4 separate regions of the Mus musculus genome follow, and all the other regions are linked to region 1. Evidence: chromatin loops called from intact Hi-C (ENCODE). Cell type or tissue: heart. All regions are shown on one strand. Region 1 overlaps Pard3 (par-3 family cell polarity regulator). Region 2 overlaps Pard3 (par-3 family cell polarity regulator). Region 3 overlaps Nrp1 (neuropilin 1). Region 4 holds the start of LOC115486907 (a long non-coding RNA gene).

Region 1 (5,000 bases):
CCTTTGGGGACCAGGGAAGGCTGGCCACAATCCAGTTAAACCTATTGTCCACCTTTATAATGGTGTCCACATCTTTCTTCTGTGGGCATGGCCACAGTCGCCAAGGTAGTAATGCCTACTTAACAAATGCATGGCTGGCTTGCTGTCTGTTTGAATTTGGGGTCTCTGTGTTCTACCCTTGCTTCTAGGTTTTCAGAGTTCTGTTCCATAATTAAAAATGCAAATGCCACAGTAATTTTAGTCTGTAAAGAATTCATCAGTTGCATTAAGCATTCCTTTCCCTCTGCAAACTCTCTTTGTTCCTCTAAGGAGATGGGTCCAGAATTCAAGCTCACAAGAGAGTATGACTAGGTTCAATTTGTATTGGAAGGAGAAGGTGGACTAGTAGGCTGTAAGGATGAGACCCATTTCAGATATTTGGTACACTTTAGTAGCCACCAGGCATTCCTTTTGGATACCAGAATCTGTGGATGCCCAAGTTCCTTTTATAATGTTAAAGAATATTTGCATATAAAAATCTATGAACATATATGCCCGTATACTTTAAATCCTGTCTAGGTTTGTAACACCTGACACCCATGATCCCCATGTAAATTACCAGTATGCTTAATTATGTACAGACTCAGAATAACAACAGTTTAAAAGTTACTAATGAGCTGGTGAAATGGCTCAGTTGGTAAAGGTACTTGTTGCCAAGTACCTGAGCAGTGGAAGGAAAACGTTGGTCTCTCTAGCACCAAGAGGTTGCATTCTCGCAATTTTAATGAGTCGTTTGATAAAGCCCCAAACTTCTAAAAAGTTAAGGGGGCAGAGAGATTGCAAAGAGGTTAAGCACACCGACTTTTCTTCCTGAGAACCTGGGTTCAATTCCCAGGACCCACCTGTTGTCTCAACCTTCTGTTAATTCCAGTCCCAGGAGATCTGATGCCCTCCTGTGGCCTCTGTGGGCACTGCATATACGTGATGCAGTAGTATGCCTGCCTGTCAAACATCCATACATATAAAAACACATAGTAAAAATAAACAAAAAATTAACAGCTGATCTTAACAGCTTCCTTCCCACCCCCAATATTTTCTACACATGGCCTGCTGAGCCCCAGGAATAACTCTATCTCCAAACCCACTGCATCTGTCCCTCAGGACTGCCATTCAGAGATCAAGGGGCTGCAGTTGACATGGTAGAAATAAATGACTTAGGAAAGCAAACAGAAAACAGCAGTGCAGAATATAAAGTAGTGGTAGCTACTGACTGCCAACTGCCCTCTTGTGTTTGGCTTGTCTTGGATCAAAACAATACATTAAGTCAATGGTTAAATTTAAGGTAAAATAATATTTATAATTTCTGTTTTTCTGGGCGGTGGTGGCACACACCTTTCTGGTGGTTTTGGGTTTGTTGTTGTTGTTGTTGTTTTTCTTTTAAACCTTTATAGATTTGTTGTGACTTTCCCATCATGCAGTGCAGTCCTGCTCCTCTCCCTGTCCCTTTACACACACACACACACACACACACCACCACCACCACCACCATCAACAACAACATCAACAACAAAACAAAGCATAGAAGGCGTCTCATCGTGAAAGCTGTAGTGTGTCACAGTGTTCCTCACAGTGTACCTCTCTGCCTGCACATCTTCACTTGAGAGTGTTCATTGCTTGAGATACCCGGTTTCTGTGATACTATCAATATTGGACCCTCATCAGGACTCCTCCCCAATATCCTGTTGTTTCCCTGTGTGCTGGAGATCCTGTAGATTTAGAACAGCAGGGCTGGCCTTTTCATGGGTCTCAGCCTTCCACAGATGATACAGGTTTTGAGATGGGCCAATTCAGAGTCCTGGATCTGGGCCTGGGTGGTAGTTGAGCTGGTCAGCCTGCTGGCTCTACCTTATCTTCACCACCAGGGGGAGCGCTCCAGCACTGCTCCAGCTAGAGGTGTCACACACCTTTAATCTCAGCACTCAGGAGGCAGAGGTAGGCGATTTCAGAGTTCAAGGTCAGCCTGGTCTACAGAGTGAGTTCCAGGACAGTTGGGGTTACACCGAGAAACGCTGTCTGGAAAACCAAAATCAAACAAACAAAACAAAAGAAAGGAAGGAAGGAAGGAAGGAAAGAAAGAAAGAAAGAAAGAAAGAGTGAGCTAGGAATGGATAATTCAGTTGGTAAAGTTCTTACTGTGCACACACATAGGGAACTAAGTTTGATCTCCAGCACCCATGTTAAAACAAAACAAAACACTGGCAATGATAATCCCAATATAAAGAAATAGAGACAGGCAAATTCTGGGGCTTGCTGGCCAGCCAGTCTAGTCTAGTCAGTGAGCCCCAGGTCCTAGTTAGGTTCGGTCATATAAAGTAAGTTACCTGAGGGACAACATCCAAGTTGACTTCTGCCTTCCATGTGCATCTGTACATGTATCCATAGAAACATGAGAATACACATACATACTCACACACTGAAGGTAAATTGAAGAACATTCTCTGGCCTGTTGGAACCTAGAACCCCTCCCCTACCATCTTAGAGCCTACTTGTTGAATGTCTCCTGGGCCCTGCCCTGATTGGCTCAGTCTTCATAAACAGCACACTTACCATATTCTCCTAGATGGTCATTCTCAGACCAGTAAGTGGGGACAGGGACGGTTGTGCAACCTGTGCCCTCACCCTGTATACCAAGAGTATCAAGTTAGCAGGCCTGCAGAAGCTCCTCTTACACTTAGCACAAATAAATGTGTCAGCTGTCATAAGGGAGAAACACACACGGCCCACCAGGAAGCTCCAAGCCAGGTGTCCTGTTTCTAATGACCTCCAAGTCCCACTATACCATGCATCTATGATGGGCCAGAAGTCTGTAGGACAGGACCCAGAATACAGTAGAATAAAGCCTACATCATTATTGAACTAAAGCAAATTTTCAAATAGTACACACACACACACACATGCACACACACAAGCAGTCAAGCTACAGAAACCAGTATTGCAAGAGAAACTAAGTGTTAGCATTTGGACCAAAGTTGTCTTTTGTATGTTAGTAGAGAGCATGCTAAACCCCCATCATCTGTGTACAGATCCTCATGATATGGGGTCTCTGGAAATGCAATTTCTAGACTCCTCATTAAGACTTCTTTTGTCTCAGTCATCCTTTGAATCTACTTTGGTGCTGTTTTTATTTTATTCCTCACTGGGGTTGGGAAAATAGGAAGAAAAGAAACAGACCAGTTTTAAATTGGCACAAGCCTTAATCTAGGTTGATTGGGATGTGTAGGGATTAGTCACTGTTGCTAATGAATATTTAAATCTCCTTTGGCTTTCTTGGCAAAAGAGCTCATCAGAGTTTTCAAAGCCCAGATTTGAATGATTGGCCCATCACAGCCTGGCCTGAGAAACAAGTAAGCTGGTACAATAGTTCCCTCTCTTGAAGCCAGGTCTCACCTCCACACTGCCAATGGGTTTTCCCAAAGGGCGCTTGATGGCCTTCCCGTCCTCGGAAATCATCATCATCAATCATGAAAGCATCGCAGCCCACCTTCAGCTAAAGCCAGAAAAGTGGTGTTGCTGGTTTAGGGCAAGCCGGTCTAATTCTGTAGAACACTGGCTGAAAGAAACCAGAGGAAAGAATAGGAACTGGGCAGATTGGGAAACCAAGGCCCAGGGGAGATCTAGAGCTGATCCCAGAAGGCCACTGAAGTTACCAAAACTGAAACTAAGGACCTTGTCAGCCACCTTGTTGGGGAATGACTTTCACCTCATCACGGGCAGTGGAAGATTGGTTTTCATCACTTGCTTGGATTTCATGAGACCCATAAATGTACAGTTACTGCGTGGAAACAGTTGAGCAGTGGTCCTGGTGAGGTGGGAGCACTTTCATAGTTAGTCTTGCCTCCGATCATCCTCCCATTGATACATGTTGGGAGCAAAAATCCACAGTCAGTAAAGGGATAGTAATGTTAAGGGAACGGTAATGTTACAGGGACAGTAATGTTGGAAAATGCTCACTTTTCTGTCACTATGCTGGCATCTAGCATAGTGTTTATGCATGTATGTATCTGTGAATGTATGGATGTTCGATGTGTTTTGTGTGTGTGTGGTATGTGCATGCATATACGTGTGTGAATATGTGCATAGCATGCCTAGACAGTCAGTGTTGGTATGGAAGAGAAGGAACTGTAGGCTGGTAGCTAGTGCTAATATCCTGGAACAAGAGTCAGCTATATCTCTATTTTAAAAAGCCAGTAGGAATAGTGACCTGCATGCTTCAGAAGCAGGAGGGAACTTTTGAGACTGCACCAACAGCTACCTGATTCGAAACAGTACATTTACAGACCTGTTAACTTTCATGTTCTCAGACCAATCCAACCAAAACATTTGCCAGTCACCCCCTTAAAATGTCAGTTTTCACATTTGGTGAGGTGAGGGGAAACTGCCTTCTCTACCAATCTTTACAGCTGTTCTTACTACAAAGGGAAGCTCAGTGTTGTACAAAATGATGAAAGAATCATTGTTTAAGCAAGTGGTTTGCTCAAACACTACCTTAACTTGATTTTTCTACTTTTCTCATTATACTGTGAAAATCATATCTTGTGTGTGGCCTTGATGACATGTGAACAGGAAGCTGATGAAATAGCGATATGATACAGTCTTGCATATCAGCAAGGACATGCACATATTCACACATGTATTCACATGCACATACTACACACATGAACATCTGTACATTCATAGATACATATATGCATAAACATACAATCATGTATGCACAGAGATACCCACACAGGTGCATATATATTTATGGTTTGCAACTCGGCAGAGAAAACATGCTAGGTTGGCTTTGTACCCCCGAGCCACATCTCCAGCTTCGTTTAATTTTTGGTATGATTTTTAATTTGAGACAGAATCTCACTAAACTGCTCAGGCATGAAGAGAACTTTCGATCCTCCTGCCTCGGCTTCCCACACAGACATCAGAACCCTCAGTATATGCTACATTTGGCTTGTGAGGCTGAGTGT
Region 2 (5,000 bases), 400 kb before region 1:
AATGCAACCTTGGGAGAGCCCAGGGTCCTGACACACTAACACATGACTCCTTGATCTGGCAGTAAAAGCCAGGCTTAAAGATTCAGCCAAGTGCAGATGCCTCTGCTCTCTGCCCTCCCTCACCCACTGTCAATCATCTCCAAGATTTCTCCTCTAAGATGCTGCCTTTAAACTTTGTTCTCTAAAGTGTCACCTGGGTCTCAGATGGATAGACAGCTGTAGGAAGGCCTTGGTTAATTTTGACTAATCATTAGCTTTTCTGCATGAGTACCAACATAAGCAAAGTATTGGAGTTCCTTTAAGGATAGAGCATATTCCTGATGAGGAGGCCACCTCCTAGAAGAACACAAGGAAGCGAAAGCACCCTTCTATCTCCATCAGACAGAATTAACCATAAGTGTTTGCATGATGCAGATATGGCAAGTGTATAGGAAAACTGCACGAAATGAAGGGGTAGTCTTAACGAAAGTGTCTTTACGATTTTCGCATATAATTTGGGGTGTCTTGCTTGAGCACAAGATGCACTCAGCCTCTCTTTATAATCAGGAAACTGTTTTATGTTTATTAAATATATCACATTCCCTTCTTTTTCTTTTAATTAAAAACAGTGCTGTATTAAACGTATCTCACAATTCCCTAACTAGCAAGGGAAATGGTGCGTTATATAGAGTGACAGATGTTGTCAAATTGTCCTTTATAGGAATGCCATTTTCCTGATCTTTTTTTCTTTGAGGCATGGTTTGTCTATACATCCAAGACTGGCCTTGAACTAGCCATCCCACTGCCTCAGTCACCCGAATGGTAGATTTACAGGCGTGAACCACCATGTCTGGCCTCAGATACCCCTTTAAAGGTCCATATTATGTTAACTTCTATCTTCCCAGAGCACAGAGGCCTTGTAGAAGATCTTTTGAGGATCCTTGTGTTCAGCCTGTGTAGCACTTTGCCTGTAGTCTCTGCATCTTGAAATGAACAGGTTTGCTCAGTTCCCTGGGATCCTCAACACCTGCTGGCACCTGCTTGCTTGTGTGTGATTTCTATACAAGAGGATTGTTAGAATGTACGTCTGCTCCTTAAAGAGAATTGTGAGAGTGTTTGTGGAGGGAATATCACAGCCTGTTGTCTTTTGTTTATATATGTGGTATGTGATGCCCATTGGAGGCAAACCATGTGCTTGATGCATTATTATTTATGTCCTTAAAATCCCCCATAGCAGCGCTCCTTTTTTGAGTGGTCAGGGTGAGGGAAGCTTGAATGTGGTTTTCACTGCCTCAGGTGTGGTCCCTTTTCTACTCTATTAGGAACAAGGTTTCTAGTGTGTGTGTTTTCTGTGTTTTGTTAAAGGAGTGGCACTCATAACACACACCCATTCCGGAGGCATGCTTCTGGCAGAATCTTCATCTATCTTCAGGCCTGGCCATTTTTAGTTCCAAAGATAAGAATTCCAGAGCAGAGAGAATCTGAGATATTATGCTAATGGTGTTCCGATCCTAGGTGTGGTTATAAACAGTCTTCAAAATGACTCAAGTCATGCATCTTTCCTGCTGCTCAGAACTGTGAAAGAAACCTTTATAAAGCATGTATATGGTAACAAGGGAAAGGATGTCTTTGGATGGTTCATAACTGATTTCTGAATCAAAGATAAACATCCTTAGAGCTCAGCTTCACACATGATTTTGTGGCTGTTGCCCGGAGGGAAGTGGCTGGGCAGTTTTGTGGTTTACCTGGAGATGGAAGTCCTTTGTTTTGCTGTTGGGGCATTTCCTTCATGATCCAGAAGAGGTCGCTGTATGCCTGTAGTTGAAGGCTATTGCTGGATGATAAGTGACCCACGTCTGCATACTTTCGGGACGGAGCTGGTCTGTTTTGTGAAGATAGATTTTATTTTAAGATGTTGTCATAGAGGTTTCTGTAAGTGTTCAAACAGCATTGTGAGGCGTCTTTGGAGAACCCAGGTTCCCGCTGCCTGCCTGTTCTGACTAGAAGAGACTGCTTCGAAAGCCCCTTGATACCTACCCTACTTGGTTCCTCCCCTACAGACTTGATTTGACTTTTACGAAGGAAATCTTGCCAGTGTGAACCTATGGGTTAATTTTGATTTTTGATGTGTAACCTCCAAAAGCAACTCAGGCTTGTTAAGTTTTATTTATTTCAGAAAATTTAGATATTTCTTTACGTGCTCTGAATCCTGGAGAAATGGCTGCTGTACCACCTCCTCTTTTTGCAGACAGGCTCTCGCTGTTTTTCCCACTTTGGCCTGAGATGTGCTGTGTTGGAGCCCAGGCTGGCCTTGAACTCGTGATCTTCCTACTCAGCCTCTCAAGGTGGGAGTTTGTGCCACTGTTGTGTGAATATGGCTGCATCTTAGAGCACACATCCTAGCTAGAGGGTCCACTCTCTCCCTGCCCACCCTCCACTGTGTCTTAGGAAGCATCACTCTGTCCTCATCACCTTAACAAATGTTACGTTCTGTAGACCTGCCCTTGCTAGTGTTCTCTTTTCTTAAAGCTGCAATTAATTTGTGTATATGTTTATACACGTGTGTGCTTGCTGATTTTACTCTGGATTTTTCTTACGTGGAGGTTTTGAAAGTGAGTAGACAGGTCTGTAGTGACATGCCAGCAGAGTTGTTTTATACCAATCGAATAACAGGGTACTACTAAATCTTTAGAGGTGATCTCTTCATCATTTCCCCCCATTCTGTTTAGCCTTTTCTCCTGGTCCTCCCCCCTTTCTGCTCTGCTTTGAGTTACCACTAGAGGGCAGCGCAACAACACATCATTCTGTGAGAGCCTCCTTGTTTCTCAGTTGGCAGGTGTGAGGGACACTTTTGAGAACAAAGCACATTATTACTGAACACCTAAAACCCAGTGGCAAAGCAGCACAGTGAATTCAAACACACGATATGGAAAATTCCCAGCATTCCCGTGGCAGGGCTCTGGGGTAAGGCTTCACACACAGGGCCACTTGCAATCAAGAATGACACTTGTGGGTGGAACGAGCCTTAATGCTAGTGGGTACTGTCATTGTACAACTTCAAAATGCGTGTCAGGCCTTTGATAGTGATGGTTTTTTTTTTTTTTTTTTACTTCGTTTTAAAATCCACCCTTTGACTTGTTTCAAGATGTCAAGATAGGAAGAGTTAGCCAAGAAAAAGCCTGTGCATAGCTGGCTTCATCTTTGCCTTAGAAAAGAATGAGAAAGGAATTCAAATAAAAGATATGTCGATTAATTTATGGGTCTCGTGAGAAGCCGTGCTCACGGAGCCCTGTCCAGCAGGGTTGTTTTACTTACCGTTCTCTGGAGACAAAGCAGTCACAAAATGAGGCCACTTACTATGTAAGCCATTGTAGCTCTCTGCAAAGCACATGGGCACACTTTTAAGGTTATTTTGTATCAGTGGTGTGGAGCTTGCTTTGCCCACACCCTTGGTTTTCAGTACCATTATTCCCTCCTTACTTCCTCTATTGCTACATTTAGGGTTTTGAATGCTTAGCTTAGTAAGCAGTTGTCTCTATGTTGGTTTCTATGTTGGATGACAATAGAATTACTTTGTTCTTCCTGATTTTCACATATGACCGACTTTCCTCTGACTGCTGTGGACTCCTGTCTTGCACCTGTGTCCTGGGTTCTCCGCCACAGCACTGGGATCGCACCTGGTCCTGCTTCTACTTGTAGATCCTCCAGCACGCAGGCGAATTAACACAGACAAAGCCCATTATGAGGCAAACCATTTATTCTACTAATTGGTTGGCAATATTCATTTTAATGGGACCTGGCATGTTAACTTCAGCTGTGCTGACTGACTGACTGAGAGGCAGTGCGGGCCCGTTTGACCTTCAGTTGTCAGGCTCCTCCATGTCCAGTGGCTGCCCCGGTTAACTTATACTTATGGACTCTCACCACTGGCCCTCACAGACTGGGTGATGATATTTGGAAGACAGCCGCCAGCGCTGACTGAGAACTAGAACACTGTTGTGGTGGAGCTCAGCTGGGAGTTAGCGTGAGGCTGGGAGGTGGTGTTTGTGAGAGGCTTGCACAGGGTGGAAAGGAGAAGATGAAGTAGAGGTGTGTGTGGGAGAGGAGTAAGAGAATCCTTTTGTTCACTATAGGCTTACTCTTTACTAGAGCTCATCCTAACAGATTAAAAAGGCTCTTGATTCTCGTGAAGGCGGGTTGCGGCTTCTTTTAGTCTGTGAGGCTCTGAGTGTCTGTGGGGATGCAGACAAGTCTCCAGGTGATGAGTTGTTTCTGTCTACAGCCATGCCCTGTTCAGGAAAGAACACATTTGCCTCGAACGATCCTGTGCTTATCACTAAACAGTCATTTGTGGACCTTGTGACTACCCTCAGGAGTTTCCACTCCTGTGGGACCCGCACAGTCTTAATTTATTATTACAGGAGTTCATGGTGGTGGAGAGAAACTAGAAAAAAATATGTAAAGTGTTAAGTAAGTAGAGTGCCCTGAGCCACACCCATGAAGGGAAGAGACCATGTTTTGTTTGTTTGTTTTGTTTTTTTAACTTTGCTTTGTTTTGTTTTGTTTTGTTTTTTGTTTTGCATTTGTTTGGCGTTTGCTTCTCCATCCATCTACAATCTTCTGCACCCACATGAGCATTTTAAGCACACTGACCTGCAGATAGCTTCTTGCTAGATAGTGCTATTCTCTGCTATGTCTCAGATGTGTTTCTGTATCAGTGAATAGAGACCAATTCTTCTCAACAGTCTTAGTAATTAGTGAATAAGTACAGACCTCATTACTTGGTAATTCGTGGGTCATTTCTTACAACCCCCACTCTCCCGTTTCCGTTGTTGCTTTCAGGTTGTTTCCAGGGCTTATGTCATCCCATGATTTGGAGCCACCGTTGTCCCTTACCAGTTCTTTGTTGATAAAAAGAGGCCCAGGCTTTGGCTACTAATTGAGACCTGAGACAGGGAGGGACTGCTTGCTATTCGAGATTTTTAAATCTTGAACTTTAAGTTCGATACCTCATCTTCTTT
Region 3 (5,000 bases), 770 kb after region 1:
TTTCAATCAAAGTAATTAGGAGAAAAGTGCATCTACCACTTATTGTAGTATATTGTTTTAATAAGAGCTGAGCGGAGGGCTCTACCAGGAAGAATTTAAATCACTCCTTTATGATAGAAGTTAATCTCCTTAATGTGCTTTCCCCAGGTTTTGTGATTTCAACTATAGATCTCCCCCAACAGGTACCAAGCAGTGTTCTCAAAAGATATGCAAAATTTTTGTGAACACGGCTGGAATTCAATTTATTAATGAATTCGAGTTGGCGGCATCTTCCTATATACTCTGGAAGGGAAGCCAAACACTCAAAAAATCATGAATGTGGAGTTCAATTTGTTAATGAACCTGAGTTGGTGGAGTGCTTCTATACTCTGGCAGGGAATGAAATATCTTTTTCCTCTAACAGAAAGAACTCAAATGTTTAGAACTCAAACGGTTATCCTTCATAATGCGTAAGGATGGAGTGGAGGCCCTCAACTTTCCTAATGCTGCAACCCTTTTAGTACAGTTCATGCTGTGGTGACCCCCAACCATAAAATTATTTTTGTTGCTACTTCATAGCTGTAGTTTTGCTACTGTTATAAATCGTAATGTAAATATTTTTGGAGAAAGAGGCTTGCCAAAGGGGTTGAAACCCACAGATAGAGAACAACACTGGGTTAGAGCCATGTTGGGGTACCCAAAAGATGGTCATAATAACCAATGTGAAGAGCATTAAGACTTGTGTGGTACTGAACAACACACACACACACACACACACACACACACACACTTTTTAATTTTCTTAGCAGAAATGTGGGGGATGCTGAGAATCTGGACTCCACTCAACTGAAACCTTATTGCTATGCTTGAGGTGGCCAGGGCTGGCACATGACTCAGTAACTCTCTAGTCCTCTTAAAACCATATCCACCTCCTCCCAGTAAGTGTCTACTAAATTAATTCATTAACCTTATTTAGGACTAATGGTCCACAGTCATTAGGAATCGCTCTCTCCTAATCAAGTGTTAGAGAGACTGAACAGAGTGTGGGAGTCCAGCAGTCCACATTATCTTATTACACTGTCACTTTCTCAGAAGTCACAGATTAAAGTGCTCTGGTATGGTACCAACCCCACCTCACTGTCTTCTGAAGTGACTATCTGTCGACTGTTTTATTTCTCTCTCCTAACAGATGCCATGGTGGCTACACAGAGCTGGAGTGACTTAATGAGCTGGGGGGTGGGGCTGAGGGGGTCACTCTCCAAGATTTCTGCACAAAACAAAATAATGCCAGAGCCTCTGCAGAATCACACCACTGAGCTGGCTAACGTCATTAGCTGAGATTCTGAGCGTTGGTTGCAACATTAGTTCTTCTTGAAGACCTAAAGCTTTTAAAAACCAATGGGAAGCGAATCTGTAGGACCAACCCACTCCAATCTAAGAAACAGCCAGAAACATCTAGCAATTGGAGAAAACAACATAATTTATATTGTCTTCTTTTTAATTTATGGGAAATGACTTCTGTAATGCATGTAGCTTTATGCATTTTTGATGTGCACTTCATCTTTCATTTCCATTTGACCTGGTTTTCCTGTAATAAAATTCCTTAGATTTATAAATTCATGCTGAGAGCAAAGAATGCCATTCTCTTTCCACAGGGAATCTATTAGATGTAATATTAAAATCTATATATACCATTACTGGATGTTTGTGATTGATAGGCTTATACATTTCAATATTTCATACCTGTACTTCCTACATAGTTTATGCACCAAATTTTTATTGCCTAAAATTAAGCATCAATAAATGGGGTGGCATTTGCAGGCTGTGGCTCTCCTGTGCGAAACCCATAATAGAGAGTGACAGTAGCGATCTATGCTGAATTGTAAACCAGCCCAGAGTCTGGTTTATTTAGCTATTAGAGAGTCACTCCAGCATTTGAGGTTTTGTAGTGGTGGTGGTTTGTTTTTCAGTAAAGGTTGAAAACTGGAGAGCTTTTCTTTCCTGGGATGTGAAGACATAGCTCACCATCTGTGATACCCAGACCTCAGTGGCCGAGGCTTCCCCTAACATTTAGTAATTAGAATTAATGCTGTGTGGCTATTTATTTTTCTTTCTGCCCCATTGCTTTGATCTGGTCTCCAAGGCTGAACAACTTGGATAAGTAAAGCCGAGTTCTTTCTGCATCACCAGCTGCACTTTGTTCTCTGCTGATTTGAGTCTCAAAAGCAGAGATAACTCAAAATCACTTAGATTTACAGGCAGATAAAACAACAACAAAAGGAGGTTAGGCTTCAGGCCAATCAAAGTCCTGGAAGACAGTCCCCACTGGTCAATGACACTGACCAGGCTTATCATCAAAAAGCCACTTGCAAGGAGTGGCACAGCATCTTTTAGGCACCTTCCACTTAGAGCGGTTCCTTAATGTGATTACACTTCTTGGAAGATAATTAAGTCTAGCAGGAGCTCCCAGGGGGCTGTGTTAACATCAATTGAGGGGGTTTAATGTTTTTAATGCTAGAAGACCTCTTTCTTTGGAAGGAAGTTTGGGTGTGAGGGAAAAGCATCTCAGATCACAGTAGGCTTTCTGTGGATGTGGTGCTCCTGCAGATTAAAGAGTGTTCCTTAGTGGTGTGGTGTACTTTGTGTCTAGGGTCACACGGAGGGTTTATGGGGGACACTTTGGAGTTCTCTTAACTGACAGAATGTTTGCTAATTGTCAATACACATGTAAAGCTAGAAGACTCAACTGGTTGCAGGGAAGAGATCTGCTAACATGTCATTTTTGTTGCAGACAAATGTGGCGGGACCATAAAAATCGAAAACCCAGGGTACCTCACATCTCCCGGTTACCCTCATTCTTACCATCCAAGTGAGAAGTGTGAATGGCTAATCCAAGCTCCGGAACCCTACCAGAGAATCATGATCAACTTCAACCCACATTTCGATTTGGAGGACAGAGACTGCAAGTAAGTGAGGGAGTTTGAACAGGGCGCCATAGCACCATCTAGTGGTCATGAGTATCCGTGCTGAGAAAGTAAATGAGCGGGTCCGGATGAGCTCAATTGTGAGTGGTGTGGAAATGAAGTTACAAGTGGCTGAGTTCACCCAATATGTCAGGCTGTGTTTAAATGTTTGTCCTCCTTCTGTTGACACGTTTGGTTTGGGAAATCTTTTGTTAAGAAATGTGTGGTGTGTGGTTCTTTCTGGAAAGGGTTTTGAGAAAAGGCTTGTGTTTTCTTAAGTATTGTGGGTCACCAGTATACATGATCTGCAGATGGTGGAGTCGGGTGTTTTTTAAACAAATCTGTGGCGCATTTAATGATTTTTAGAAGATTTCTCATGGCTGGGGACTATAGCTCTGTGGCAGGAGCTACTCCAGCACTCTGATCTGAAAGATTGTATCGAGTTTGACATGAAAAAAGCAAGTGAATTAAAGGGTTTGTTATTATCGCTATTTTGTTTGGTTGGTTGATTGTTTGATAATTTGTTTGCAACAGGGTCTCACTATGTAGCCCCAGATGTCCTGGAACTCATTTTGTTGTTCTGGGTGGCTTTGATCTTAGAGATCCACCTGTCTCTGCCTCCCAAGTGCAGACATTTGCTAGTGTGCTGAGCTTAAGCAAGAGTTTCAAATATTAGGTTAATTGTGGACATGTTTATGAATATGACTTTTTAAAATGCATAAATGCAATGAGAATTTAGGTGTGTATCGGGTTAGAGTCAATCTGCCTTACCTGTCTGTCTCTTTCAACTTGAAGTTACTAAATATTGGTCTATGAAAAGTTTCATTATCCCAGTAACATTTTACTGTAGAGACCATCTAAATGATGCCCATACACTTTAAATGGAAATCCTGGTTGTAGATGTGGTATTTCTGCTTTTGCATTGTATGAGGTGGACTTCATAGCTCAATGCTCTCCACATCCAGGACAACCTCTTAGTGTCTTGCCCACATGATCCCATATGATTTCACTCTGAAGTACTTTAAGGGAGTTAGGTCTCCAGTTTGAGCTTGAATAGTAATCTTGATGAAGACATGGGCCAATTCTTACTTTGAACTTAGCCGTGTTGGAGACATTTTGAATGGTGAAAGCTGCTCTGTTTCATACTTTTATTCTTTTGTAGAGAACAGAGTGATATGAAAACATTCCCACATGCACAAAGGATTCAGAAATCTGTTGATTTTGTAGTGTGGTGACAACCAGATTTCCATAGTCAGGCTATCAAGATTTCTACTTTATTCAGCTTTATTCATTGTCTAGTGAATTAACAGAAACCTATAGACAGAGGATGCATCTGTGAATGATTGACATACAGGCCTGCATTCTGATTCCAGTTTATTCAAGTCCCAGCATTGGGTTGACTTTTATTTTGTCTCCCCTCCCCCCCTTTGGAAGCAGAGGACTGAACCCAGGGCTCTACCTTGGGCTAAATCCCCAACCGCTAGATTGTAGAATTAATAGTGTTCCAGTGCCTTCTAGAAAACAGGGCATTGTTTCAAATATGTTGTTGTTTGGAAGTTCTGGGGGTCAAATCTAGGGCTTCATGCATGCTAGGTAAGGGCTCCATCACTGAGCCACACCAGACTTATTAATATTCTTTGTAGTGATTATTATAGTGCTAATAGTGTAAATAACTTTGAAACTGTGTTGTTGTATATCTTTTTACATCTTGACAATCTGCTATAGGAGATATTTTCAAGAAACTCTGGCAACACATGCTTCCCTTCAAAATAAAGTATTCTTAGATTTCAATAAGCTCACATTTACCGATTTCTGACCAGGAAAGTATGACCAGGTAACTGTGTGACAGAATGAAGTCCTCTGAGTAGTCCTAGTCATCAGAGGTGGTGTGGTAACAAACATTCATCAGCCATGCTGAGGAGGAAGCAGATCAGGTCCTGGATTGGGATTTTGCTCATTTTCATGTCTCAATCGTTCCACCTGTGGACATTTTCCAACTTCTTGTGTGACATCACCTCATATACACTTGCAAAAAAAAAAAAAAAAAGGAGGAGGGGA
Region 4 (5,000 bases), 150 kb before region 1:
CTTCAGGCACTCCTAAATGAGGTGTGGTTTGACAGGGCGATGACAGCCACACCTCCTTACCCTCTCTTTCCATAATATTTATAATATTTATATTGTGATTAACTGCTCCCCACCCCCAGGCTCTCTATCTCTCCTTATGTAACTATTTTCTGTCTTTGCAAAAGAAAACTAAGGGGATCCAGGGATGTGGCTCTGTGGGCCCACACTGTATCGATTGAGCATACATGTAGACCTATTACTGGGAGTGGAGGGCGGGGGTGGGGTGGGGATGAAGGCTGAAGGATAGGAAGGTCAAAGTCACCCTACACTACAGGACCCCCCCTTATCTCAGGAAGAGAAAGATGACATCATATTCTTGGTCTCCATAGTAACAGATGGGCTGGGCTGAGTGGACTGCGAACACCTGTCCTCCTGTCATTCCTTCTACTCATTGCTCGTTTCTGTTTGGTGACAGCACTGCTCCTGGGTCCTGTTTCTGGCTTTGTAGGGCACATGCAGGCCATGACTTCTTTACGGGAAGAACTTTCCTTGGGCAGCCTGCTGCAGCTGGCATTTAGCGGCCATTGCCTGCTGAAACTGGTGTACATCTGCTGAGAACATTATTTTCCCTAACCCATGTAATCCTCGCCATAATCCTAGAAGGTGCTATTTTTAGCTGCATTTTATGGGTAGAGAGACTAACAACACCGGGGCTCAATAAGTGACTTAACTTGCCAAATCACTCTGTGAAGTGGGGGTGGTGCACACTGAAATCCAGCCAGGTGCCAAGCTGGCCAGCCATTTTGTCTCTTTTGGGGACCATGCTGCCGGACCTGTGCATGGGCCACAGCTGCGGTGAAATCCACCCCAACGCTATTGTGTGTGCTGCCAAAGCAAGTGTTCCTGTTCTAGCTCTGAGCTACAGGAGTTTGTGCCCTTTGGTCCTGACCAGTTTCGTTTCTGCCTGATTTCCTCACTGTTTTCTCTCTATGCCTCCGAGCTCTTTTGTTATCCCCAAGTTATTCTTTTCTTTCCTCCCCCACCCAGCCCTTTTCTGGGATAGAACCCAAGGCTTCCTGCTCGCTAGGCAAGCACTCTGCTGTTTGCTTACACTTCCCCAGCCCATCCTCCAAAACTGAGCATAAGGCTCTTGTTACTGAATCAAACATACCTCCTCTCCTAAGTGACTGTCCTTCATGTGATGACAGAATCCCTTCACCAACACTGACGGTAAGCACAGCCTGCTCATTCTCTTCCTACTGTTCAGGATAGTCCCACAGAGCTCTGGTGCCAGTCACAATGCTACCAGCCATTTACCCCATTCCTTACGTGCACTTTCCTGCACCTCAGACCGTTCTCCACCTCTTCTGTTCTTCGCTCTCGAAACAAGTATACAGTCATCCTTGCCTGCTGCTCAGAACCTGTCTGCACTCCTTCCCCCAGGGATAATTCTACCTTGGCTGTCTCTGCCTGCCCACCTGATGCTGACTGTGCAGAAGAGCATGTTGCTCCTCTCAGGCTCCGCCCACGACAAGCTGCTGTACTCAGCACGTCTCCTGCTGAGGTTCTCTCTGGAATCTTCAAGCCTCACCTTTAGGGTCCAGGGAGGTGGCTAAGTGCTGGAGCATTTTTTTCTACCATGTATGAGGTCCTGGTTCTGTGTCTAGCCACTGTCTGTTTATTCGGCAACTCTTAGCCATTCCCTATCCTCATAACTGGTGGGAACCACATCTCAAGGTGAACTTTTAAACCTCAAGAATTTCACTTTTTTTTTTTTTTAATTCCAGAGGGTGGGGAGTAGTTTTTATGCTTAGTTCTGGAATAGCCCTGAGTCTGGCAGGCACCTTCTCCACCACTGGACTACATGCTCCAAAGCCTTTTTCCTGTTTTGCAATTACAGATGATGTCATCTTTCTCTCTCGGAGGGTTGATTCTGATATAGTTACTTATAAGAAAACAATCATGGGTGCTAGTAGACTGAAATTGTCCTCGTTTTGTTGTTGTTTGTTAGTCTAAGGCAGGGCTTCTATAGCCCAGCTGTCTTGAAACTTACTATGTAACCACTATGTAACCTAGGACTTTGACCTTCAGAGCCTGCTGCTTCCATCTGGGAGTACTAAGAGACAGGCATGTCCCAACCAACAAACCAGGTTCTCTTCAGGGCTGACGATAAGCCCCTGGGCTTGGCCCTGCTAGGAAAGCCCCTCCCAGCAGAGACACATCCCCACCCGTTCACCTGTGAAGCGTTCCCTGGGCAATACAGCAGCTCCTGGACATTGATTGGAGTGTGGTGGCAAAGTAGAAGTTGTCACGTCTGCAATCCTGCCACTGAGCCGCCCTGGCTGTAATGAAGGAAGGTTGATCACTCTCTGGCCAGGCTTGGTTTGGCATGCCCTCCCTAGGGGTGTGGACTTGCAAATGAGCAGCCAAACCACTGAGCAGCTGCCTGTCAGCACTTACAGTTAAAAATTAACTTTGACTGCTCCTCTGGGCAGTCCCTGCTGAAGCTCACCCACAGTGAAGGAAGTTGGTATGACCCAACTGGGTACTGTCCCCAAGTGTGGCCCAACCCAGTACTGTCCCCAAGTTCCTGTTGCTGAATCTCTCAGTGCCTCATGCAGGAGACAGCCACTGAAGGGGGTGCCTTCTATCCCTTGACACATCTAAGCTCTACTTTTTTCCCACCCTGTCAGCTGTACTCTTAAGACCACTTGTACATTAACACAGTCACTCGAGTGCGTAAAATCCAACCCTCTGACAAAAAGCCTCCAGGCAGAAAAAGAAACCGTTTCGCCCTCATCTGTCGATAACGGATTCTGATGCAGAGCTGGCGAATGTGGGTTTTTTCCCAAACCTAGGCCTAGCATCCATGATGACTTTAATAACTGTGAGATACGCTTTCATCAGCAGTTAGAGCAGGGCCACCACTGTTTGATGCCTGGTGCTGACCTCATGATGAGTGGGCTCCACCCCAGTGGACTTCGTGAAAGGGTAGTCTGGATTTTGTCCTGGGAACTTCATGCTGAAGGGTCTAGCCTAGGCTAGCAAGTTTGTCTACATTCAGAAAATGACTTAGGAACTGAATAGAGTGCTTTGCTTTAAGCATCCTCTTTAGTACTGAGTATGCTCAGGTTTGCTGACCATCGTATATATAACCCACACATGATACCCCAAATAAATTTCTCAAAGGCTCATACACATCCCCTTTGCGGCCCCCTGGTCATGCTAGAGATGCATTAATAGTGGAAAGTAGAGTGCATGGTGGAATCCGCCCTCAGTGTTTAGCTCTGCACACCAATCCCTGGGTATTACTTTTCTACCACACACATGGTCCAGAATCACAAGCCACTCACTGTTTCTAATCAGAGGTTAGGTGGACACCGGCCACTGCTGCTGTTGCTATTATTCCTAACTCATTTCGTTTTGTTGTTTGTTTGGTTTTGAGACGGTATCTCATACCGATTATCCCAGGAACGGCGGCAGTAGCCCAATTATAGGGTTCAGGATGTGAAGGGCTCATTTTTAAGTAGAGTATTCCCCAAGGTACAACTTGCTGGAACAGCACATTAGGGGTAAATCTTGCTGACTGTGGTTTGTGTCTTACCTGAACAGAGAGAGGAGTTATGGTGAGGTTACTGAGTTTCTTTTTATCATGTGCTTCGAGCTAGTGTCTTCCATACATAGCCTTCCCAGAGGTTTGTTCGGTGAGAGTCAAAATCAGTACCTGCCTCTAAACTTTCTTCATATTTCCCTCACTGAGAAGGTCCTAAGTCAAAAATAGTGGGCGTCATCAAAGCACCAGCTTTGTTTATTCTCTCTTTCCCTCCCTCCCTTCCTCCTCCCTTTCCCCCACCCTCATCCCTCTTCCTACCTCCTCCCTTCTCCCTCCTCCTTTCTACCCATCCCTTTTCTTCTCTTTCCCTTTTACTTTTGCAGTGGTTGGGATCAAACACCAGGCTTTGTACATGCCAGGCAGGCACTTTATCAACAGACCTACATTCCAGTTGACTTTTAAGAGTTTATTCACTTGAAATTGTTTTTTTATAATGTACTACCATCTACCATGACCTCACCTGTGATCTCAATATCTTTTATTTCCAGAGTCCCTGCTATTCAGACTCAAGAGGAAATAAAATAAAAAACAAAAAGTAGCCATAATTTTTATTGAGGAAACGTGTAATTCTTTATTTTAGATCTGATTTTTAAGATTTTGCTTTTATTTTTATTCATATGGCATGGGCAGGGGTGGTGTATGGCAAGTGGAGAAAGTGTGTCTGATCTTCTGGAGCTGGGTTGAAGGTAGTTGTGATCTCATGAGAGCTGAATTCAAGTCTTCTGAAAGAGCAGTGCGTACTCTTAGCCAGCAAGCCATCTCCGTTCCCATGTTCTGCAGGTGTGAGTTCTGTAAGAAGTAACGCTTCTGTAAGCGGCATTCTGCTTTGTTTCCATATAGCACAAGTAACCAGGAAAAGGGCTTTCTTCCCTGAGAAGCATCTCTGTCCTTCTAGCCACATGGGCAATGTACAGCAAATAACTACGGAGGAAGCACAGCTGATGTTGTATCAGATGTTGACTTTCAACCCTCCTGCTTCCACTTCTCAAGTGCTAGAATGGGTCTGCACCACTTCACCTGGTTACGTGCAGTGCTGGGGATCGAACTGAGGGTTTTGTGCATGCTAGGCAAGCACTCTACCAACTGAGCTATATTCCCAGCCCATATTCTGTTATTTTCAAATTGCAGTAAAATATGCAGAGTATAATGTTTACTAGCTTGACCATTTTGGGGTAGAGTTCAGGGACATTACATCATGCACCTTCTATCCCCAGAGCTCTGTCATCTTACACAACTGTCATTCTGAGCCTATTAAGCAAGGGTCCTCTCTTCTCCCATCCTCTCTGCGGATCTGACCTCTCTAAGTTCCTCACAGGAAGGGCATCACCCAGCAATAGTAGCCCCATCCCAATTGATGTCACGTGATATGATGTTTCCAGGATTTTTTTTTTAAATCTGTATTTACCAT

Evidence for each region. Hi-C counts contacts between places; a loop is a spot of excess contacts. Peaks named below come from ENCODE experiments on the same cell type or tissue, not always from the same donor. Only the 100,000 strongest peaks of a DNase experiment are listed, where the experiment ranks them.
Region 2: a loop joins it to region 1, with 7 times the contacts of the local background. A loop is called at or near these places in 15 of 42 quality-filtered maps.
Region 3: it touches region 1 in a loop (5-fold over the local background); 25 of 42 quality-filtered maps call a loop at or near these places.
Region 4: a loop joins it to region 1, with 2.4 times the contacts of the local background. A loop is called at or near these places in 7 of 42 quality-filtered maps.

What each region holds. Positions count from the first base shown.
Region 1 is chr8:127,587,587-127,592,586 of GRCm38, forward strand. All of the region lies in intron 22 of Pard3 (par-3 family cell polarity regulator), which reads left to right. Among named protein-coding and RNA genes, the nearest start is that of Gm32478, 40 kb to the right of the region's middle. In heart, CTCF peaks have their summits at 942 (motif pointing left) and 1,905 (motif pointing right); a DNase peak (open chromatin) is centred at 1,885.
Region 2 is chr8:127,188,763-127,193,762 of GRCm38, forward strand. All of the region lies in intron 2 of Pard3 (par-3 family cell polarity regulator), which reads left to right. Among named protein-coding and RNA genes, the nearest start is that of Pard3, 130 kb to the left of the region's middle. In heart, CTCF peaks have their summits at 1,770 (motif pointing right) and 2,746 (motif pointing right); a DNase peak (open chromatin) is centred at 2,879; H3K27ac peaks cover 791 bases.
Region 3 is chr8:128,360,449-128,365,448 of GRCm38, forward strand. It overlaps Nrp1 (neuropilin 1), which reads left to right. Exons shown (of 17, transcript NM_008737.2): 2 at 2,771-2,945. Among named protein-coding and RNA genes, the nearest start is that of Mir1903, 3.7 kb to the left of the region's middle. In heart, CTCF peaks have their summits at 2,984 (motif pointing left) and 3,188; DNase peaks (open chromatin) are centred at 1,233 and 2,983; H3K4me3 peaks cover 3,895 bases; H3K27ac peaks cover 2,413 bases.
Region 4 is chr8:127,438,873-127,443,872 of GRCm38, forward strand. All of the region lies in intron 20 of Pard3 (par-3 family cell polarity regulator), which reads left to right. Gm9909 (a long non-coding RNA gene) reads right to left here. Exons shown (of 3, transcript XR_003947491.1): 3 at 3,875-5,000. It overlaps LOC115486907 (a long non-coding RNA gene), which reads right to left and starts at 2,413. Exons shown (of 2, transcript XR_003947489.1): 1 at 2,216-2,413. In heart, no CTCF peak of the experiment used is centred here; DNase peaks (open chromatin) are centred at 849, 1,459 and 2,419; H3K27ac peaks cover 1,411 bases.